Regions from separate parts of the Homo sapiens genome. Here all the other regions are linked to region 2. Evidence: chromatin loops called from intact Hi-C (ENCODE). Cell type or tissue: A673. All regions are shown on one strand. Region 1 has its middle 600 kb from the start of PRELID2. Region 2 overlaps SH3RF2 (SH3 domain containing ring finger 2). Region 3 overlaps KCTD16 (potassium channel tetramerization domain containing 16).

The links. Peaks named below come from ENCODE experiments on the same cell type or tissue, not always from the same donor. Only the 100,000 strongest peaks of a DNase experiment are listed, where the experiment ranks them.
Region 1: it touches region 2 in a loop (4-fold over the local background); 4 of 110 quality-filtered maps call a loop at or near these places.
Region 3: a loop joins it to region 2, with 6 times the contacts of the local background. A loop is called at or near these places in 46 of 110 quality-filtered maps.

The regions. Positions count from the first base shown.
Region 1 is chr5:145,233,384-145,241,383 of GRCh38, reverse strand. It overlaps a transcript of PRELID2 not described here. Among named protein-coding and RNA genes, the nearest start is that of PRELID2, 600 kb to the left of the region's middle. RefSeq lists an enhancer at 7,344-7,845. In A673, CTCF peaks have their summits at 3,079 and 3,280 (motif pointing right); DNase peaks (open chromatin) are centred at 3,293 and 5,113.
Region 2 is chr5:146,045,054-146,053,053 of GRCh38, reverse strand. It overlaps SH3RF2 (SH3 domain containing ring finger 2), which reads right to left. Exons shown (of 10, transcript NM_152550.4): 6 at 5,191-5,282; 7 at 3,809-3,979. The region is part of intron 1 of LOC107986458 (a long non-coding RNA gene); the gene reads left to right. Among named protein-coding and RNA genes, the nearest start is that of PLAC8L1, 57 kb to the left of the region's middle. RefSeq lists an enhancer at 3,881-4,381. In A673, CTCF peaks have their summits at 73, 3,226 and 3,427 (motif pointing right); DNase peaks (open chromatin) are centred at 93 and 3,463; H3K27ac peaks cover 2,007 bases.
Region 3 is chr5:144,199,329-144,207,328 of GRCh38, reverse strand. KCTD16 (potassium channel tetramerization domain containing 16) reads right to left here. Exons shown (of 4, transcript NM_020768.4): 3 at 1-940. The coding sequence starts at 614. Among named protein-coding and RNA genes, the nearest start is that of KCTD16, 32 kb to the right of the region's middle. In A673, a CTCF peak has its summit at 3,415 (motif pointing left); a DNase peak (open chromatin) is centred at 3,378; H3K4me3 peaks cover 727 bases; H3K27me3 peaks cover 821 bases.

The sequences.
Region 1 (8,000 bases), 810 kb after region 2:
TAGTCATTTATACATCCAGGCTCCTTTTATCTTGTGATTCCACCTGCTCTAGGTCCTTTGGGTGATCTCTATTCTGCTGGTTGACAAGGAAATGAATGAGAATCGTGTCTTCAAGGTATTTATGAGCCAGACCAGTAAATGACACACATCAATTTATCTTACAGTCTAGTCTCATAGATGTATCTAATTGCAAGAAAGGCTGAAAAATTAATTTAGTTGTGTTCCTAGAAACAAGAGAACAAGTAGCATTTATTGAATGCTTACCTGTGCCAGGTACTGTTCTGTGTCCACTTTATGGGTCAAATCACTTAATTCTGAGAACAACCCTAAGAGATTGATACTTTAATTATATCATATTCCAGATGAGGACGCTGAAGCCCACCCAAGGAAGCTCTTTAACCTGTTTGAGTCATAGAGCTAGTGAACAGCTGAGCCAGCATAGGAGATCAAATAATCTGGCTTGAGAAACCAGCTTCGAAATCATTACACATTCTGCTTTTATACACATAAACAAGGTTTATGGAATCACTATAATATTCACTAAATGTAGGAAACAAACATGTTAATTTTTTTATATGTCATCTAAGCTTATAAGATCATAACACCTAGGATTGACACAGTGGTGGTATAAAGCAGTTATAGTATGAAATTCAGTCATAAGCAACAGGAGCCTTTAAAATGGGATTTGCCCTTTGGCCCAGCAATTCTACCGGTTTTTAAAGAAACCCTCAAATAAATACAAGAAGTTGTACGTAGAAAGACATTTATTATAATGTTGTTTAAAATAGCAAAAATGTGGAAACAACCCAGCTGCCTGATAATAAGTATAGTTTCAATAAATGTTGAGATATACACAATGGATTATTTTGTAACTACTAAAGATGAGGATGCACATGGATACTTATAAAGTATGTTTATTTACTATTTATAAATATGTAAATTACAAAATATTGTATATATCAGAAAAAAATATTTTTGTTTAAAAAGTGTATATTTGTATAGGAAAACCTTGGAAAAGACAGAAACAAAATGTTAATATTGGTTAATGCTAGGTGGTGAAATCTTTGGTTTTAAAAACTTTGCTTATTTTTATTTTCTAATACTTCTATAAAAGCATGCTTTCCCTGTCTGATGAAAAAAAGAAAGCAATAAAGCAGAAAGTGAAAATTAAAAAGAAAATACATTTGCTCAATGTAGAGAGTGCCAGTGAGATGTACCCATTTATAAATGCCATAAAACGTCAGACCATTATGAGGAACCATCTATTAAATTCATTTTCATGCATTCAATTATCATATGCTCATTCATCCTATTATCAACAAGAAAGACGCAACCTTGTTGTCAAAGAACTTATTTAGGAGGGAGAAAAGAGGCAAAAGATGTACCAAATTCTGAGAAAACAGCATTCAACGATATGCTTTGCTGGGGGCCATATTTTTATATGAAATAATTTAGCACAAATTGTGGCTGCTATCAATCACATTTAGTTGTCATTATCATCCTTAAGTTATTCAGTGGCAGAAAAACCATTCTCATTTTGCCAGGACCTTACCTCAAATGTCTGAGAATATTCTAAAGAAGCTTCTATAAGGGTCCATTCATCAGATGAGAGGGCCACTTGAGTAGGGCAGAAGCTTATAGAATTTCTTAAGGACTCTTATGGGTTAAAAATCTTCTGAAATATCTCCATGGATAACTTACTAGGAGGCCTTGAATTTCTTTTTAAATAATGGCATTTCCATTTTTCATGGTGTATATTTGAGCTTCTGGAGAGCGAGGCATCAATTTGATTTAATTCAATTCAACAGACATTTATTGTAATTGCATTATATTTATTATAATTGCATTATAGCATTTACCATCACTTCAGGAGGAATCTCAGTAATTAGAGACCTCAGCAGTCAGTCATTTTTGCCTTTTGTCTAAGTGTAGGATACCTCTGGGCCTCTGCTGACCCAGAATACTGTGCTGTAATTGTCTGTTTATCCCAGGAGACAATATCCTTGAGACCAGAGACTATGTCCTCTCATCACTCCAAGTGATTCCTGGAACATGGTAGGCACTCATAATTACCTTCTGGGAAAATCCACTCCTCATTCTTTTGCCCCTTTTTAACATTTAATTGCTCATTAGTATTTCTTTCAAAGGAATTGCTAGAGAATAGCTAGACAAGAGGAGGAATCATTGGTCAGTCATAAACATTTAATGAGATAGCTGAAGAAATTACAGTTCGGATTAGAAGATTATAGCACAATTTTAAAATTAGTACTTGCCCTCGTAGAGCTCATACTCTTACTGAGACAGTGCACATAGTCCCAGAAAAAATGCTTCAGATGTTTAACTGTATGTCACTGAAAAATTCACATTAATGTGTGTGTGTTAGATAGATAGATAGACAGATAGATAGATAGATAGATAGAGACAGATAGATACCCACACATTATTTAATATAAACTAGTATTAGGAAATTAGCTCAATAAAGCAGGTAAATAAGTGATGATTTAGATAATTGATGATTCAGATAATTACGTGACTTCTTTATTGAAGGAAAGTAGTTTTGTGTAGGCTTTCATTTGCATATGAAGTGTCCTAAGTAATTTTAATCACTTCATTCTTAGAAATGTATGGATTGTGGTAATATGAGGTTCATTTATAGGATAGTGGGGACATAACAGGGGAGACCTTTCACAAGGTGGGAATATAAAGTAACAGAGTAGTCAGATGTGGGTGTAGCTATTCTGGGTATGTGAATTTTGAAAAGGGTTTGAAAAAAGTCAAGAAAAAAACATTTCATTCATTTAGTCATTTATTTATTCAACAGATGCTTAGTACATATCTGGCATAGGAGAAAAAGGCATGGAAAAGTAGCAATAGGAAATGTGTAAATAAATGCATTTAGGTTTTACATAGACAAATTTTCTCCACTGAGGTTGACATATTCTGTGGGGGAGTCATAGAACGTCCTGAAATCGAGGAGTGCTGAATGAAATTAAGAGCTAGAAGTGTTGAATAATGGAAGAAACATCCGCATTGATGTCAGCAAGTCCTGGTTTTGAATCTTGGCTCTATTTGTTGAGCAAACTACTGTCATCTGTGAAATGGGGATAACAATTACCTTATATGGATAAGTGAAGCATTTAGCCTCCTAGAATAGCACCCTAGCACATAGAAATGTATAGCAAAAATTGCTTCTCTTCTGTCCTCTTTCTCTTCTGTAATGTGGCCCTTTTCATAGCAAGCTAATAGGGAGGCTTGGGGAACCAAACTTGTTACAGTGAACTCTAGGTGGCGCTCTAGCAATGTAAGAGAGGTTGTTGGAGGGTAGGTCTTTGTGAGAAGGAATGTGGCATATGCCAGGTGCCTGATTACCACATGAAATATGCCCCGTTCCAGCCTAACCTCGAGTAAGCTAGTAGGATTGGAGGGTTGGGGTTCTGTGAAAATACCCATACTCATTTCAGCCATGTGAAGAGCTGTATGTATTTTGTGTAAGACTGGTTAGAGGATCAGTAACACTGACCACTTCTTTCCAGAAGCACAGGAAGGAATGATCAGATGGGGAAGCACATGGACAGGTCATCCAAGGAGAAAAAATAAGTATTTATGCTGATCCTTTATTATCAGTGGTAGAAAAAGTCCAGCCTCATTTGCCATCACACTCTCTGCTGCTGCAACCAGAGGTGTGAGAGTCCTGTGAGAGGGAATGAATCTTTAGAAGGAACCAGGAAAGATGATGGATACAGGGGAAAACACAATATTTCTTTCTTTGAAAGGCTACAAGGGTGGGAGAAGTCGGCTTTAGACCAGCAAACGTGTCATCTGTGTCACCACCTCTCAATTTCATGCTCGTGGCAGACATTAATAATTGATTATGCCAATTTTCCCTGTTGAGATTAGAAATGACTACACAAACATTCTTGTCATAGCGCTCCAGACAACCATTAAAAAAATCATAGGAATTGACACATGTATGAAAGCTCAGCCATAGGCATATATAGCTATCCCACCCTGAGGTTTTTGTTTGTTTTGTTTTGCTTGTTATTTTTCTGTTTGGCTGGCAATGAAATCTAAAGAGCTGTCTTAGAAGATATGTTATGCAGATTTGCTGCAGTAACAAATAACCACACTGTCTTGGTGACTTAGAATAACAGTGTATTTCTGGCTTACATTATGTGTTGGGACTGTGAGTCAACTGCTGTGGCTCTGCTCTGCAATTCCTCATTGCTGCATGGCAGGACACAGGCTCAAGGAGCAGACCCAATTTGGGACATGCAGTTTTTATGGTAGAGGACAGAAGAACAAGAGGGTTGGCAGAAACAAGTGATGCCTCCTAATACTTTTGCTCTGATGTGTATGTCAAGTTCCTCACATTCTTCTGGTGAAAGCACATCTCAAGGCCAAATCCAACATCAACGCAGTGGGGATTGATAACCAAAATGAGTGACTGACACAGGTCTCAATTATGGAGGTTTACTAAGCCAGCTTTAGAATGCATCTGAGGAAAATAAGTGCCACAGACATAACTGTGGCTATTTTTCCAAAGAGGTTGTCAGGAAGTTTAGTATTTATACATTTCCTTAAAGGTGTGGAAGGCATGTAGGAAGAGGGGCAGGTGGGCAGTAAGGTGAATAGTTACATTCCTGTGAGACTTTGGTCAGTGCCCAGTAAATCTACATTTTCCATGAGATAAGGTAAATTTCTGAAGAGAAAAAAGGAAGTAAAAAGAGTCAACTATGCAGACATCTCTGGGTAGGTTGAAGAAATGAGTCTTGAATTTGTTCTGCACTTGGGAAAATAAGCTTGTGATGAACATTATCAATGTGGGTTTTAGGAGCTAGACTTAGATCGTAGACCTAAAGTTACAGTTGGCATGTCCTTGTTTATGGGAGGCCAGCAATTTATTTACTTGTGAATGATCTGTGGGGGCAGCCCTTTGCAGATGTCTGAGGCTTTTACCTTTTCATGAGGATCTTGCTGATGCACAGCGTTAGTAACAGCTATTTCTTTGGAAGAGGGTGTTGCAATGACTCAGCTTCCTCTGGGTTTAAGCATCCTTTTGCATAAGAAGTTTGGGAGGTCCTGAGATTTAAAATTTTCCTTTACAGGATGTATACTCCTTTTAGGGCAGGGATACTGCAAGAGACACAGCTGTGGTTGAGGATATATCATCCTCTTACAGGATGGAGAGGAAATGATCATGCAATCTACCACTGAAGATCCCTTCCTTGTAATCTTATTAAGGCAGCATAAACCATTTATGCACCATAGTTGGTAACTAAGCACCTTTCAGGATTCTTCCTCAATGCCAATGAAGACAGAACCTATGGAAATCTGAGGTCGAGCATCTTCTAGCAACTCATTCAAGTTCTCAGATTGTGGGCTAGCACCTTCTCTTTAGGAAACTTCTCACTACACTCTAAATAGCATGATCTAATTAGACCAGCTAACTTAAGCCAAAATTCTTTACATGACCTGTGCACTGGCTCCTGTTTAGTTTCTAAACACTTTTGACATTCTTCACCAGGACCTTTATTATAGGACAAAAATATTGCTTGAAGTTAGGAACATACTATGTTTTCTTTGCATATGCTCTTCCCTTTGCCTGGGATATGTTTCCTGCTAGGAAACATTTGCAAAGCTTACCGTCTTATCCTATGTACACACATAAGTGTGGCATTTGTCATTCAGCAGGCTCTAGGATGGCAAATCTGCCACTTTTTTCCCTAATAAGAAAATCTTTGTAAGCAAAAAAAAATAATCTTGGGTGTCAATTGAAACAGAAGTGAACCAATGTTTCAGCAAAAGAGCACAGACACATTGTTCTCATTAATCCTAATTTGCCATCCCCACCAGGGACGATTTGAGTGCCAATTCTTGTTGCAAGGAAAGCACCCAATTCTCTATTTCCCTGAGACCTTCCAGCCAGGGCAGTAGCTGACTTCAGCACTCCCTCTGGGCTTGACAGCAACTGAAGGAGCAAATGTACTTAATGCTTGGGTTGACCAATGAGTAAGTTACACCATTTTGAGTGACAGCTATATAATTCTCCAACAACTGTACACCTTACTCAAATAAAAGAACATGCTACAATCACAGGATTGAGGGGCTCTGTCACCTTACCATAAGAATATCGGCCTGTGACCCTCTTTCCTTTCTATACTCTGAAGAGCTGAGTGTTTGACCCTCAGTTACTTGTGTATATATATATATGCTTTTATATACATATTTATGCAGCAATAACAAGAAAGAGAATGGCTCAGTGAAATGCTGATAGTCTGCTAAGGTCACTGAAAGTTGTGCATCTATCTTCACTTCCTGCATCATAATATTATGGTCCTGTTACATTTCCCTTTGATACAAAATATTACATTTCTTTTTACTTAACTGATAGGTGGTTGGAATTGTTGTTTTAATTTTGCAAAATCCACGAAGAGGACCAGTCTCAATATTCTGGAGGAAGAAGAGGACATACTGAGGCCACAGCTCATATAAATACACATTGCCTTGGAAAATACCCTCATCATCCTCAGGTCTCAGCTGTGATAACACTTCCCCTGGGTCATTCTGAGCCAGGTGTCCAGCTATGCGCTTCTATGTGTAGTTTGTGCACTGAATGGGTAGACTCTATTTCTTGAGGCAACGTTTCTTCAGTGTTTAGTCTACTGGTTTGGATGTAGACTAGGTCTTCAGTAAGTATTCATGGAATAGATGGCATAAATGAATTCTTACTGCAGTTGCTTGTTCTTGTCTTGTAGACCAAGGAAAGATCTTGGGTTGGACTAGGCCACCAAGAAAATGGAAATGGGAGTTGGAACGCTTTTTAGGAAATACTCTGACCAAAGCAGACATGTTTAGAATGCAACATTTTTTACCGCTCTGGGCTTCTCCTTTCTTTATAAGGAAGTACTCTAGTGTGGTAGTTAAGGGCAGAGACTAATGACTGACATACCTGGTATTAAGTATTTACTCTACCTTTGGTTAAGAGTAAGGACTTTTTAAGCAAGTTGGTTTAAAACCTCTAAGCCTCAGTTTTCTCAACTGTAAAATAGAATAAATAATAATACCTATCTCATGGAGCTGTTGTGTTGAGTGAGATTGTGAGTGTTTGGGCCAGAGTAAGCACTCAGTAGTTATTAGTTGTTAAAGTTGATATTGCTAAGAATTAGTATATTTCTGATTTGATTATCAGAATAAGAAGAGTCAGGAAAATGAAGTAAAGCTACTAAGTATCTATGAGCAGATTTCAGAAGGCCATATGATTAAAAATTATTGGTAACTTATATTCTCTTGCATATAACCTTCCACTACTGACAACAAATTAAGAATACTCCATGTAAATATAATCAGTATTCAAATAAGGGTGTCTATTTTCCACTCGCTTTGTAGAAAAGTAGCATAAACGTAAATGCAAAGACTCTGAAAGCAGTGTGGTTGGTAAACATTACACTTCCCCTACCCCTGTCCTATTCAGATCCCAAGGTTGGTTATGTTTTAAAAACACACTTGCTTTATTAATCTGATTTAAGATAAAGGAGGAGTTATTAATTATACATAATGCTTAGGCTAGCTTGTAAGAAACTGACATTGTGGCCTTTGTTAATAGAATTGCTTTCTTAGTGATTACTCAGTAGGGGGTGATACTAGGTGCCCTTTGTTGCAATAGAAACGATGTTTACTGCCACAGAAGACAGGTAGCTGTGGCCTGAATGGACTTTCTCCTTTCCATAACTGTCCTGAGAGATGCTGGGTCAGCATTTCCGACCTTTTTAAGAGGCAAGTCTGCTCTATCTTCTCAGCTGTAGGTCAATGAGAGTAGATTACCTTTTCTAGTTTTGATTTTAGATTCCTCACATCAGTGAGGAATTCTAATGTCCAACAGGGTTGTGGTGACTGCCTTCTCCAAGTCCGTCTTCTTTGAAATGACAGCATGGCAGTATCAATAGCCTCATGAAAAAGGTGGAATTTCTCCTCTGAAAACAATGTTCTACCTCAGGATAGGA
Region 2 (8,000 bases):
AGAGCATAGGTTCAAATGCTCACACCTTTGGGCCCTGGCTGTTTTATAAAAGGCTGCAGTACACACCAAGGGGGCTGGATGGCAGTGAAGAGCCATCATTATAAACAGAAGACAAAGGCTAGGGGGAAAAGGACCCAAACACAGAGAATCAAAGAACAGAAAGGGGCCTAGCACATGTAGCCCAATCCACTCAGTTCTTACACAAAACTTGCTAATAATAATAGTAGGAACTCAGCTGAAAAGGACAGTATTATTCATCCCTGAGACATGGGAAGAAGTAAACTTCCCACCAAGGAAATGGTGGTTAAGAACAAGGGTCACCTGCACACAGATAGATGGACTGGGTATGTATCATTCATGTGGGAGATTAGTGGGGATGGGAGCCTTTTTTTGCATTAGAGAGATCATCAAGGAAAAAGTATAAACACAGTGAAAGCATTGATCCTCTGCCACCTAAGAACCCTCAGGAGCGTATCCTCTAATAGGCACTTGTTCTTCCTGAGAATGTTGGTTCCCCATAAACAAAACCATGCCTCAATGTTAGTAGCACCTCAATATTTGCATATGTTCAGATTTCCCTGAACTGGGAGTGAGGGGAGAACTCAATGGCAATCTATTGTGCTGAAACTCCATCTGTTGCCTGACATGTAGGCATCTCAGAAGGGGTGAGTAGAGATGCTCATGACTTGCCCAAGAACACAATAGACCGACCTTGGCCAAGGAGAGAAATGAAAACTGGAGCCTTGAAATACACTGGGATGAAATTCTACACACACTCTATTTAGGATGACCACACGGCTTGATTTTCCCGGGAGAGTTTCAGCTGATACCTGCCCAAAAGTGTCCTAATTTGGATGATAAAGCATATGGTCACCCTTATTCTATTGAGTCTTTGATGGTATAACCAGGATTTAGGACTAAGGCCTGATGTATAAGCAAATGCCCTAGTCGTGGGGATGGGCCCTGGGGAATTCATTTTAAAGCCATGGAAGAAACCGTTCATGAATTAGGGTAGGCATCCTCCTTGCTCCTCACTGTCAGTTCTAGGCCATTTCCCACACTCCTCAATACTTCCCAGCTTTGACTCATATTATCAGACTTGACTACCCACCACTCCACCTTCCTGCAGTCAGCATTTACTCTCCAAGTCTCTCCTCTCACTCCTTGAAGATTTCAGCTTCTGGCTCGTTGTCATTCTCTGGATACAACTCATCCCACCATGATGATCTCATCTCGTTTCAGGGCTTTAAATAGCATCTCAAGGCTGGAGCTCTCTCTTAAATGCTAAACTCATGTATTCAACTGCTTACCAACACCTTTACTTGGATTATTAAGAGACATCTCAGGCTTAGTCTGCTGTGAACTAAGCTTTTACTTCCCTCCATACCCCAAAACATGCTCGTTTTATGGAGCAGTCACTATCTCATTTAAAGGCAACTCCATCTTGCAGTCACTCAGGAAAAAAAAACTTGCTCTCACCTTGGATCCTCTATTCTTTCACACCTGACATTTTATCTTTTAGAAAACCCTGTTGTCTAAGATGTATTCAGAATCTAACCACTTCTCCCTACCTCCACAGCTAACACTTCGGTTCAATTCACCATCACCTCTCCCCAGGATTATGATATCTTCTTAGCTAGTTTTTCTGCTTCCCCCTTTTCCTTTGTATAGTTTATTCTCAATCCAGCAAATACAGGGATTCTGGTTAAACACAACTAAGATTATGTTACTCTTCTGCTCAAAACCCAGCAACAGGCTTAAAGCTAAACCCTTCATTATGACCTAGGAAATTCTTTATGACCTGGCTACCCCATTACCATTCTGGCTTCCTTTCTAATATCCCCCTTGCTTGCTCTAATCCAATCCTGTTGGCTTCATGTAACCTCTGCCCTCCCAGTTGAAGCGATTCTCCTGCCCCAGCCTCCCCAGTAGCTGGGATTACAGGTGTCCACCACCACGTCTGGCTACTTTTTGTATTTTTAGTAGAGATGAGGTTTCACCATGTTGGCCAGGCTGGTTTCAAACTCCTGACCTCAGGTGATCCACCCACCTCAGCCTCCCAAAGTGTTAGGATTACAGGCATGAGCCACTGCACCTGGACTACTACAGGTCTTTTGTTTGTACTTGCTGTGTCTTTAGTCTGGACATTTGCCTCAGAGATCCACATGGCTTGGCTCCTGCTTTCCTTCTTACTTCTCAGCAAAGCCATCCCTCACCAACCTATCTAAAATTGTAACCACCCCCAAAAATTCTATCCTCCTTTTCTGATTTTTTTGTTAGCCAGTATAATTAACACATCATAAAGATTACTTAAATATCTTGGTTTTAAAAATTTGTCTCTCCCACTAGAATGTAAGCTTCTGTAAGCAGGAATTTTGTATATTTTGTTTACTGGTATTTCTCCAGTGCCTGGAAAAGTTCCTGCCATGTAGTTAGCACTCAATATTTGCCAATTAAATGAATTAAAGCATCAATTATAGACCTCAGTTTGCCCTTGGATATTTTACAACTTTGTAACAAATTTCAAGAACTTTTCTTTGAAAGGAAAAGCTATGATCTTTTATCCTGACTTTCTGCCATGTGAAGAAATCTTTTTATACAACTTTAGATCTATGAGGACTCAGGCCGACTTTGCCTGCACTCTTTCTAAAAAGAGAGTCCACCACCTCACCAGCTAGCCTGGTTGGAAAAATCTATGGGCTAGAAAAAGCTGCCTTTTATTGAACCAAGATGTTCTTGAACGTCTTGGTTTACTGAACCAAGACCAGTTGCATACACTGATCCACTCCACTGCCCCCTCTCAGAACAAATTTACTGCCCTGTTGACACAGTGTATTGTGATCCCTCTGTCCCTTGTCTTCTACAGGTTAAATAACCCCAGTTTCTTTATCGGTTTCTGCTATGATATAGTTTGCTGTCTCCTCACCATTCTTGCTGCCCTCCTCCGGACGTGGCAGCTCACCTAAATGAAGGTCCCCAAAAGTGGGCATATGACTAGGTCTGACCCGCACAGAATACAATGGGGCTCTTTCCCTGTGATTGTGACCCTCTGGTATGTCATAAAGACAGTGTTGGATGTGTGGTGGTAGCCTCACTGCCTTGAGACAGGGTTTGCTTGGGCTGATCGGGGGTGGAGGCAGGAGGAGTCATGGATAGTTTTGGGGTCTAGGTGCATTTGTGGCAGTGGTATGAGGTGGTAAGACAAAGAGGGGGTCAATGACATGAACAGTATGCCACACAATGTAAGAGATCGGGAAAAGCGGTGAGGGAGGAGGCCCTGCAGGGTTACTAGCATTTCATCTTGGGTGTGGAGGAAGAGGTAGGGGTCTCAGTTCATGGAAACTCTGATTAGGGGTCACTCTAGCAGCCTGAGAAGTTTCCCGAGGTGCTCTGGGGAAGTCATCTGACCACATTTTCCCATCACGCCACTAGATGGAGCATTGGGATAGAGGATGTGAAGTGGGGTTCCTGGGATTTGTGCAGAAGAAAACCTGACATCCAGTTCTTGAGCAAGTTGCTTAACTCTGCACACCATTTTCATCTGTAACATAATATCTACCTTAGAGGATTCTTGGGCACAGCCTGTGAGCTAAGAGATACAAAAGTGCTTGTAAGCTGTGAAGGGCTACGAAAAAGATAACTAGTTTTGCTATTTTGTTTTAAAAGAGATAGGCGGGTTATAGAGCAAAAAGCGCTTTCTTGGCCTGTTTTCTGAAAGAGCACTGGGTCTTCCACCAGTTCAACCCACAGATGGCCCCTGGCCTAGGGTGGCCCAACCTCCCAAAGTCTGGGATTGGAGGCGACACACCTGAAAATGGGGATGACGTAATTGTTTGGGAAGATGCCGACTCGCCCGGTGACCAAGGAGACGCCCCTGAGCCAGCCGTCCTGGCACTTCCCCAGGACCCTGACGCCTTCTCCCTTTTGCAGGTCCAGCTCATCGGGTCCATGGGCTGAGTAGGAGTGCAGGGCTACAAACCTGGGAAGACACAGAGAACTGGTGAGGGAGGAAGGAAGACGTGCCTGATGGGGGGCATGGAGTGGGGGAATGGTGGAGAGAGACTGCCCAGTGGTTAGCAATAAGAACCTTCTTGGTCGAGCGGGTGCGGTGGTTCTCACCTCTAATCCCAGCAGTTCGGGAGGCCAAGGCAGGTGGATCACCTGAGGTCAGGAGTTCGAGACCAGCCTGGCCAACATGGTGAAATACCATCTCTACTAAAAATACAAAAAATTAGCTGTGACTGAAGTCCACACAGGAATCAGGCAGGTAATATCCAAGTATGAGTCAGGGGGTAAAGACAATCAGGACTGATGAGGCTGTGGAGGTGGGAATAGCTACCTGATCAAAGGCATTCAGGAAACAATCCATTGGTTTGCCAGATTCAGGGATCACCAGTATATGGCCTCCAGGCATCTCAGACATCAGGAAGTCCCTCCAGACTCCAAGGACTGTGAGACATTGGAGCGTTTTATCAAAGGGAATGGGGGAGTGTTCTCTACAAGGTTTTTTTTGTTTTGTTTTTTCTTTCTAAAATGCTATATTTATTTTTTGCTGTTTACTAAACAACATGTATTTATGACCCAACATTTTGAATCTAAAGCAAGACAATAGAAATTGCTCAATACCCAATCTCCCAGTGATGTTGTGGTATATAATCTTCCAGTCTCTTTCTACTTTTGTAAAATAATGAGCTAAGAGTGATGTGGTTTGCTAATTTGTGTTGTCTTTTTTTTTTTTTGAGACAGGGTCTCACTCTGTGGCCCAGGCTGGAGAGCAGTGGGATGATCATAGCTCACTGATGCCTCAAACTCCTGGGCTCAACCCATCCTCCTGCCTCAGCCTCCTAAGTAGCTAGGAAAATATATGTGCACAACCATTCCTGGCTAATTTTTAAATTTTTTTTGTAGAGATGAGGTCTCACTATGTTGCTCAGGCAGGTTTGGAACTCCTGGGTTCAAGCAATCCTCCTGCCTCAGCTTACTGAAGTGCTGGGATTACAGGTGTGAGCCACTGCGCCTGGCCCTAATTTCTGTTTTTCACCATTATTTCACTTGGAAGTGGTAAAGGAAGGCGACCTATTGTCTCTGGATGGGATGTTTTGGGAATGGTGATGCTAGATCACCACTGTACATGGTAAAGATGACCCCTTTGTGCCAGGACTTGGGTGAAGGGATGAGCCTTTTACTCACATGTTCGCTGAGAGGTGTTGCTGGGAGCCAGGCAGACTGACCACGGCTGTGGAATGTCCTGGAGAGACAGGTGCGGGGTGATAAGTGCTGACCTGCACAGACAGAAAAGACAGCCAAGCAGAACCAATGAATGCCACAACCCAGGCCCACAGCAAACAGAGCAGCTACGTAGAAAGACCTGACACAGCTGAAAACCAACAGCCATGCCTGGTGCCACCCATTGTGCGTCCTCTCTGTGGTTTGTGGCTGTGGGCACAGGGAGGTGGGGAGGAGCTGGTTTATGGCCTGGTGGGGTGGCTTGCCAGGACTGCATTCCAAAAGCCTGCTCAGATAGGGTGGAAGATGAAGAGCCGTCCAATTTACAGTCCACAGGGCACTACACAGGCTCCTCCTCCTGTCCCTCTCCCCACCCCACCCATCTCCCTCTATGAAAACCTGCTCTTGGAAAATGAAATGGTGGCTAATATTGATTCAGAACTGAGCAATTACTAGGCAGTTTTAAGTACTCTATAAGTATCAGCTAAGTTAATCCTTATTAAAGGAATTGTTATAATCCCCATATTTGGATGAGAAACTGAGACAAAGAGGGAAAGAAAGGTCACACAATTAGTATGAAACAAAGAAAATCTAAAATCAGGTAGTCCAAGTTCTGAGCCCATATTCTTATTATTGACTATTGCTAGAAACACACACACACACACACACACACGCCTATCCAATGACTTATAGTAGTTGAATTTGAATCCCTTTCACTTTTCTAGGATAAAAGAGGAAACAATAATGATAAAATGATAAAAGCTCCTGGAAGGCCGGGCTCAGTGCCTCATGCCTATAAACCTAGCACTTTGGGAAGCTGAGCTGGGAGAATCGCTTGAACCAGGAATTCTAGACCAGCCTGGGAAACATAGTAAGATCCCATCTCTTTTAAAAAAATTAGCTGGGTGTGATGGCAGGTGCCTGTCATTCCAGCTACTCAGGAGGCTGAGATGGGAAGTTCGCTTGAGCCTGGGAGGTCAAGGTTACAGTGAGCCATGGTTGTGCCACTGCACTCCAACCTGGGTGAAAGAGTGAGACCCTATCTCAAAAAAAAAAAAAAGTTCCTGTAAACTGCCTACTATCCTAGGGCTTTGGCAAACATATTGCCTTGCTTATTTCCTTCTGAGCACATATCACAGATTATGAGTGTTTCCTTGCTAGACTGTAAATTCCATGAGGGCAGGGACTATGTAAGTCTGGTTCATCATTGTATTTCTGCATGCTCAATACGTACTTGTAGCTTAAAGAACAAAGGAATGAGTGAAGGAATGAATGAAAAGGTCTTCCTACCTAGTACACCAAGGATAATGAAACCTTCTCCATGCCATCCAGAGTAAATACATTCAGTCTGTTTTCAGTCATCTACTGATAAATGATGGTAACTCTGTGTGTGCCTTTTTAGGACTATGCTTTTGTGGGTACAACTATTGTTTGTGTATTTGTGTTTATGTAGGTATGAGTGTGTTATTAAATACATATGTCCCTTTGTTTTGAGCAAACATGTATGTTTGCTCAAGGCCCATGGCAATTTAATGTACATGTGTGATGGCATTGGTCCATTGCAAATCTTGTTTTGTTCACACATGTGGTCTATGGATTGATGTGTGTATGCTATATGTGCTGATGTGGGATTGCAGACACAATTGTATAAAGGATTGTGATTATGAGATTCTGTGTGTATGTATGTGAACTCTAGAGGTGTGTACGAGTATGCCCACCACGTAATTTTGTACATGTGTCTACGTCAATGATTGCGTAAATGTATGTGTGGTCATGTATGTAATTGTGACAGTCCAAAGATCAAGTTGTAGGATCAAAAAACCACTTTAGTCAAATAATAAGTGTTGGGGAGGAGGTATAAAAATGGAAACCCTCATACATTGCTGGTTGGAATGTAAAATGGTACAGCCTCTATGCAGAACAGTCTGGCAATTCCTAATATGATTAAACATAGGATTACCATATGACCCAGTAAATCTGTTTCTAGTGTATGCTCAAAAGAAATGAAAACATGTGTCCACACAAAAACTTATAGGCAAATGTTTCAGCAGCATTATTCATAATAACCCAAAGCGGGAAACAACTCAAATGTCTACTCATTAATGAGTGGATAAACAAAATATGGTACAACCATACAATGAAATATTATTCAGCCATAAAGAAGAATGAAGTATTGATACATAAGAGAACATGGATGAACCTTGAAAACATTATGCTAAGTGAAAGAAGCCAGACACAAAAGACCACATATTAGTTGATTCCATTTATATGAAATGTCCAGAATAAGTCAATCTACAGAGATAGAAAATAGATGATAATTTCCAAGGGTTGGGATGATGGGGAATATGAGGTGATAGCTAAACGGCACAAGGTTTCTTTTTGAAGTGATAGAATATCCTAAAATTGTAATGGTAATGGCTATACATCTGTGAATATACTAAAAACCACTGAGTTGTACACCTTAAATGGGTGAATTGTATGGTAGGTGAATGATATCTCAATAATAAAGCATTAAGAAGAATGAAACCATTCCACAATCACCCTCCTGAGGAACTCTTAGCACTGCATAAAGTGTTCTGAGTTTGTAATCAGATATTGTCACACTGGTTCCTTCAAACAGACATGACAAGGAGCTGGCTTTGGGCTAGGCTGCTCCTTGCCTATGATTGGGGAAGGTTAAACCCCTACAGGGCTTATGTATGTGGAAACTGTTGGAACACTGATTAAATGGGATGGACTTCACTTAACACTCTTGGATTTCCAATATTATGTTT
Region 3 (8,000 bases), 1.8 Mb after region 2:
AAGACTTCTTTTGCCAAGGAAATCCTTCCACAAACCAAAATCCGGGGAACTCTCCGAAACTTGGCATCTGCCTGTCCCTCTCTGCCCAAGGTGCAGGATCCTCTGTAACCCACAGTAATGAAACCCCACTTGCGGTCGGCAGGGAGCAGGGAGGAAGGGGGGCAGATTCTTGTGTCGCTTCCTTGGGAGGCATCTTCAAAGTCACTGTGGCAGAATTCATCTGGGCTTTGCTTGATTTCATCGGGGGTCAGGAGTTTGACCAAGTCTGGGAGCTGGAAGTATTCAGCTTCCCTTTTCAGTCTTCCTTTTTCTGGAAAGTGATCAGGCAGGACCACCTGCCTGTCCCTGAGATAGTCCAGAATATAACGGAACAAGAATCCATCTCTGTCAATGAAAAACCTTCCCTTGGAGTCCTTGGCTAGATCATTAGCCGTGTCTCTCTTTGGGGAAAACATTTTCCACAGGAGGGAATGAGGGATGCTTATCAATGTGGAATGGCGAGTAAAATAAACTTGACCCCCGACATTCAGCTCTACCACCTCAGGGAAGGAGTTGGGAACTGCGGACCCTTGTTCTCGAGGATAATAACGACTACAGTTTCCACTCAGAGCCATTGTCCCTTTCTTCTGCTGCTGCTATTTTGATTTAAAGGTGCAATCCAATGGAGTCACAGCCTTATCCTTTGGATCAACTTGTAAGAAAGGGAAAAGGATGCTAACTTATTAAAAAATGACCTCCTCTTATCCCAGTATTTTTCCCCCAAGAAATCAAAATGTATAAGAGTCCACAGGTGAAGTGATGCTGAAAAAGTAGTTTAAACCCTGGATGGTGGATGGTAGTGAGCTGCTACTTCATAAAATATAATCAACTCGTCTATATCCAATCTTCCATCAAGCTCACATGCAAGGCAGGCCAATTCCCCAGTTACTCAGATGTCCGTCTGAAGGAAAAGAGAAAAAATTATTTCCTCAAACCTGGAATGAGTCAGAAAAAGAGTCCTCTGGAGAGAGAGAGAGGGAGGGAGGGAAAAACAGAGGGAGGGAGAGAGAGATTATTTTACATAAGCAGCTCTGGAACTACTGATCTCAGCCATTCTTCAATTAAATCATAGCTTCTCTCATGCTATTTTGTGCCTACATGTTTATCTATAAGCCTCTGTCTCCAGCAATTAGTATGAAAAACAATTTACTTGTAAGTCTACATTAAAAAGAAACATGCAATTTTCAACTTCCAAATGGGAATTTTTTTTTCAGCTGGACAGGAAAAGCAATAAGTCTTAGAGCTTACCTTAGTGAGTGCTGGAGACCCAGTTCTTGTGAAAAAAATAATAATAACCATTTGTAAAGCAATCAAAATCCACAGCCAAACTGAGTCTGGATCTTGTCAAATCCCAAACAGGTAAACGACCGAGGTATCAATGAAAAGTGCCAGAGAGGTGTGCTCTTGGAAAATAACTATTATATATATGCATTTATATAAATGCCTATTTGTATTTATGTATGTATGTAGGTACATATGTGTTCATTCCGTATCTTAAGTTAAAACAAGTCGCAAAAAAAGTTAAGCCCTGATGAGAGGAGGTTGGGTTGAAGAAGTAAAGCAGAGAAAATATTCAACCAAAGCTTCCCCAGGGGAAAAGAAAAATGGAAAAAGAAATCTTTGGAAAGGATCCTTAGAAGAGAGTTGCAAGAGGTACCAGGACTTAGAAGCTTTTCAGAAAGCCCAGAAGCAGAAAGATGGAGAGATGTGCCCTGCTAGGGTCCCAGGTAGCCACCCCACCTGCCGGCAAGGGCAAACGGACTCCCATGTTCCCAGCCAGGTGGGAGCCGGTGCGAGCCAGAGGCCAACGCAGCGCAGAGATGCCGGCGGGGGGCCCGGGGCTCCGGCTTCTCTGGCGGCGGAGCTGGGTGGTTCCACAGTTCCCAGTGCAGTTCGGATGCTGTTGTTTCAGCAGTGCAGGCAAGAAACCATCCAGGGAAATGACTATTACATCATCTTAAAGGAATATGGCTTGGAGAAAGCGGAGGCAGCTCCGAGTCACGTCCTCCTCGGTGACAGGTTGCCAGGACTGCACGGGGACGCCGCGCTCCGGCGGTGGGCACGCGATTGCCAGGCGCGCGGGGCTTGGGGCGGGGACGCAGTGCTGCGCAGCCACTTCCCTCCCTGTCCTGTCCTGGAGTCTGGAGTTTCCAAGGGCCTTTTCCTTCTTCCTTGTCTTTACCTCCATCACCATCCCACAGCAAATCCCTGCCCCCTACCCAAGAGGTAAGTTGTGAGATAAACACAACTGACTTTTTATTTGAAAAATCTACAGATCTTCCCCCCTCCCCCCTCCTCGTTCACGGAATTCCTTCCTGCTGAAGGGCAAATATCCCTCTAATGCTTGTTTTAAAACACAGACACGCACACCAAATGACCCCAGTGTTCAAACTACACAGTGTTTTTTTTAATCCTTTGATTTAAACCATATTCACTCAAATTCTCCCTTTTTTTCCTTTTCTATTTCATCCGCCTGCCACCACAACCCCTAGCAAATAAATAAATATGAATATATATGTAAATAGGTAGATACATAAACACTCTCTCTGAAATTAATGATGCTCTTTCAAAATGAAGACGTGAAGCACCGGCACCCACAGAAAGCCCACAGTTTACATCCATAAGTCATTATCTTAGCTCACCTGTAAGAAATTGATACCTGCAACCTTTTTCTGGGGTTGTTTCCTTACTGCGCGTCTCTTTGGACGTGCCCCCAGCCCCTCCCAAGTCATCCCAAGAGGACTCTGGTGGAAGGCACTGCTGCTAAAAGACATTTTACTCCTGTTCCAGAGGGCTCCCTTAAGTGCATCATTAGAGTTTCAGGAAGGCATTTCCAGGGCAACCTAATCCACTAACAAAGTGCTTCCAGTTGAGCCTGACAGTCAATAATGGCCCAGCCAACAGCTTACAGTAAGTCGGCCATTTCCCCTTTAAAACACCAGTGTCTTAGGGCTCACATCCCTGATAAGAATATAGTGCTTGGTCAATGAATAATATATGTGAGGCACACGCCATCCCAAACAATTGCTATTTTTAAAAAGTGAAAAACAAAAATGGAGGTGAACTTAGGAATTATATACATTTTATGAGAAACGTGTTTATTGCCAACTCTTGCCCAAAAAATTAGCTTGAAGATACGCTCAACAGTAGGATAAATTAGTTTCTACTTTAACAATCTTTTCTTTCAATAAGCATTGGGTTACTGAACATATTCAGAGCGTTAGCTAACATTCCTACACCTGATTATATTTGACTTTGTTTCGTTAACTAATGCATTAACCTGTTCTGGCCTCAATCATTAGGATTTTAATGCTGGACCAAGCAAGATGTTTGTTATGTGATGCACTTATATCGCCATCTAGTGCCCTAAGCTATCAGTGCAGCTCTGTATCTGGCAACTTAATAGGGCCAAAACATTTAGATTTTCTTTTATTTTTAAGTTTTTATAGTGATCTAAGTTTACTTGGCATGCACTGCTCACCATGACAACAAAATAAATATTTCGTTGACATCAGGTCAAAGACAAAATAAATCTGAATTCAGACCTATTAAGTACTGGTTTTGGTTGTAAAGTAAGCAAATGTTTTATTTCTAAGAGAGTAGGTCAAAACGTCATGACGATAGCTTTGGAGCTCAGGTATGAAAACACTGCAGGGACAGTATGGCAGTAGGTGGAGAAACAGAGTAAGAAAAATTATAATCTTTTAGAGCTAAAACGGACTTGAGGAATGAAAATTAACTATCTCTTCTTAGAGATGCAGAACTGAGGAACAGAGAGGTTCAGCACTTCCTCAGGGTCACACGATTCCAGAGTAACAGGATGGGCTTTAGACCACTGACTCTTCAGGATAACCATCCTCATTTTAACCTTAGATATTCTTGAATAGGAATAGAGAGGCGGCAAGTTTAAGAAACAAGATTTTTTTTGAAACAACAAATTGCAAGACATTTTCTTGAAATTTGAAACAACAAATTTCAAGATTACTAAACATGTTTTTAAAAAGCACACCAAGAATTAATATTAATATTAATACTCTTAAAAAGAGTATTAATATTACTTTAAATTGCAGAGTTAAAAGATTTTATAATATAAAAGAAGAATATTCTGAATTTTTAAAATGAGGAGTTCTGTTCATTGGTCTGGGTTTTATAGGTTAGGTTACTTTTGAGACAAGTAGATTCTTAACCTTTTTTGGAAAATGGACTGCTTAGAGAATCTAATAAAACCTAGGAAATGAATCCACAAGCATAAAAGTTTGCATTCACTGTCAAGGCAGAACCTCTCAGGAAAGGCTGAGTAAAAAGAGGAACAGGTGCGGGGGCCATGTAGTTGATGATTCACATAAGCAGAATTCCTCAAATTTTGACTATGAAACTTCTTTTTGAAGTGAGATTACACATACATTCACAGAGACACACTCTGAGAATTGAAAAATGGAAAACATTCACCAGACAACCTTAATCTTGCAACCCATGATTTGATCATACCACCTGAAACATTTTGAATTGGTATTTTTCATAAACACTGTAAATATCCTGTTTTGCACAATTATATTGCATCATATTGTTAATTGTTGTGTGCTAAAACAGTTTGTTTATTATAGTAAGCAGTTAAAAATAAACACTTGCTTTGCTAACTCTATTTGGGCATATCTACTTTTTAATCTAAATGGAACCTCAGAAAAGCAAGATGGTCTAGGCCTCCCTCACCTTCTGAGAGATCAGGGGTTTGGTTCAAGATTGGCCTGAAGCCCATTCATGTTGGGGTTCATAGACCTCAGGTTAACATCCCCAGATCTGTACTCCTTCTTGTTTCTTTAGTCTCAGGGATGAAAACGAATGAGAGGTGAGATTAAAAAGATAAAAGACTTGAAGGAAATAAAGCAATACACTCTACAAAGAGATTTAAATAGTGCTAGAGTAAGCGAATGTCTCAGGGAAGTTGTCGGTAAGCCCGGCTGTTTGGTGCCTTAACAAGAGGCAAGAAGCCAAGTCTAGGCTGTAAGTGTATTCCTAGCCTTCGTGTCAGCAAATAACACCGCTAGTGTTATTATTCTCTCTTGGCAGCTCTCCGCTGAAACACTGTGGGATGGCACTCCCGGACTGAAGGCTGAACAGCATACGGCAACAGATTTCTCTTAGAGGAAGAGCAAGGAAGAATGCTCCATCCTGTTCTTTGTAATATTCAAGCATATAGCAAATCAAGACGTATGTTAGGTAAATTGTGAAATTGATAAAATATGTTTTCGCCTCTGTTTCCTGCTTTCACATGCACAGCCAAATATTGAAGGGTATATTCTCAAAAGGACTATTTTAATTTTGAAATAATGTGATCACTCTCTACATTCTCACTCCTAACACATCCTTAAGTTTTCTCTGCCCTCAAGCAGAGATAGCTTTCATGCTGACAGCCTTCGCTATCAGGGAGGAAACAGACCTCATAAACTTACTTATGCTAAGATGCTGCACACTCATCGTGTTATGTGCTCCCAAGGATTCCTGCATTATCACCATTATCTTAATAGCTGCTGTTTATGGAGGGATGACCATCAAGTCCTCACCACAGTCAGTCGTTATCCCTCTTCCAGTTCTGCCTGGCTGGCTGTGTGACTTTGAACAGGAGACTCATGTCTCTGAGCCAGGGTATGGTGGCAATAAAAAGACCTGCCTCGCAGGTGTGTTGCGTGGACTAAATATGAAGATGCATGTGAGCTCTCTGGCACATTCCATGGCTTTTAGCAAGTGCTTAATAAATGTCATTAGTGTTCATGCTAGTGGTTTAAAATATCTGTATTCATTGTTGTTAAACTCCAATTGAGGCATAAAGAAATTACAAAAGATGCCCAAACATAGAAATTGAGTTCTACATCCAAAATCATTACTCTTTCCAGTATGAAAATTCAGGTTAACACCATTGCTTGTTATAAATGTATTTATTATTCATGGGGGAATTTCAGGATTTGGTGAGGGAGATGGGGTGGCAGAGTGGGGAACTGAAAATAATCAGTATCGCAGTGGTTAAAAATGAAAATGCCACTGTCTTTTGCCAGACAAGATTATTTCCCTGGTAACCTTTCATTTATACTACATGGATTTATTAAGTGCCTATGTTGTGTCCAGCACACTTCTAGGTAGTTGAGATGCAAAGCCCGATTTCATATAGTCTCTGACTCAAACACTCACATGCAAATGCACACACAAACTCAAAATCCTACCAATGGGGGAAAAAATTTAAAGTTACATTGGCTGGGTAAGGTGGCTCGCACCTGTAATTCCAGCACTTTGGGAGGATGATGTGGGAAGATTGCTTAAGGCCAAGAGTTTGAGACCACGCTGGGCAACAGCAAGACCCTGTCTCTACAAAAATACATTAAGAAATAGAAAAATTAGCCTGGTGTGGTGGTGCATTCCTATAGTCCCAGCTACTTGGGAGGCTGAGGGGGGAGAATACCTTGAGTCTCGAGTTTAAGGGTGCAATGAGCTATGATGGTGCCTCTGCACACCAGCCTGGGCAACAGAGTGAGACCCTACCTCAAAAAGAAAACAAAGTTATAGATTCTTGGGCACTGCCTTTTATTTTCAGAAATATCCCTAGTGCCGTATTTAGCCTTTGGTGTTACATAGTTCACGTATGATTTTGACAAACCATTTAACCTCAGATGGCCTCTGCTTCCATATCTATAAAATGAAACCATCTCCCCTTAAAGAGATATCATGGCCAATGACAAAATAAAGATCAAATACAGCTGTCAAATCTTCAGACATTCTAGGAAGTAATTTGCTATGTAAGAAACAGATGAAGAAGGCAGCAAACAGTGATCTTTCTTGTTAACGTAAAGCCTGGCAAGAAAGAATTTGGATTAGACTTGTATAATCTAAAAGTTGGGAGTGGAGATCCTTCGGGGTCATCCACTGCAGCCTCAGATTCAGATAAAAGCTTCATAGCAGATGTTCAGCCAAGTCATTTCTCTCACAGTTTCTCCCTGAAAATACTCCTGATTTCCACTGTCATAAAATACAAATGAAAGCAAAAGCTGTCTGTATCACCATTGTGCCTCCGAACAGAATTCTACAGGATAAAGTTCTTCTAAGTGAACTATAATTTTGAGATTTGATCTTTAAAAAAAAAAAATTATGCTACTCTGAAAAAAAAGTACTGCTCTTCAGACATAAAGGCAACTTTACTGACTATATTCACAGGGTCTAAAATTTTTGCGGTGTGCATGTATGTGAGTGTGTACGCAAGTATACATTTCTGTAGTAGGTACAGATGTGAAGTCACATTTTAAATTTGTCTTCAAAACGAGGAAGCACTTTGGGAGGCAGAAGCGGGCGGATCATGAGATCAGGAGATCGAGACCATCCTGGCTAACATGGTGAAACCCTGTCTCTACTAAAATACAAAAAATTAGTCGGGTGTGATGGTACGCACTTGTAGTCCCAGCTACGGGAGGCTGAATCAGGGGAATCGCTTGAACCCGGAAGGCGGAGATTGCAATGAGCCAAGATTTTGCCACTGCACTCCAGCCTGATGACAAAGCGAGACTCTGTCTCAAAAAAAAAAAAAAAAAAAAAAAAAAAATGAAGCTGTTCTGGAACAAATGGTCAAAGTTAGGAGTGCACAATTTGGCCATGAAGTCAAGTAAAGCCAACTCCCACATATGTGTTTTAAAACTGTGATCTCATCAGCATGAAGCCTAACCAACAGAAATATACTTATTTCTGAAAATGGGTTGGCAAATGAAAAACATAGCTGCACAATTAGCTGCACGATTCTCATATAATTGGTTTTACTAAATCCACATGCACTATTTTAGGAATAGCCCTAAAAACAAGACGCCTACCTTTGCCTCCCCTGAAGTCCTTCACCTACAGCCTGTTGATCCATGTCGTGTTATTCCCTGTGGGATGTTTGTTAGCTAAATTGTATTACACATGTTGGTGGAGTCTTCTTTATGTCT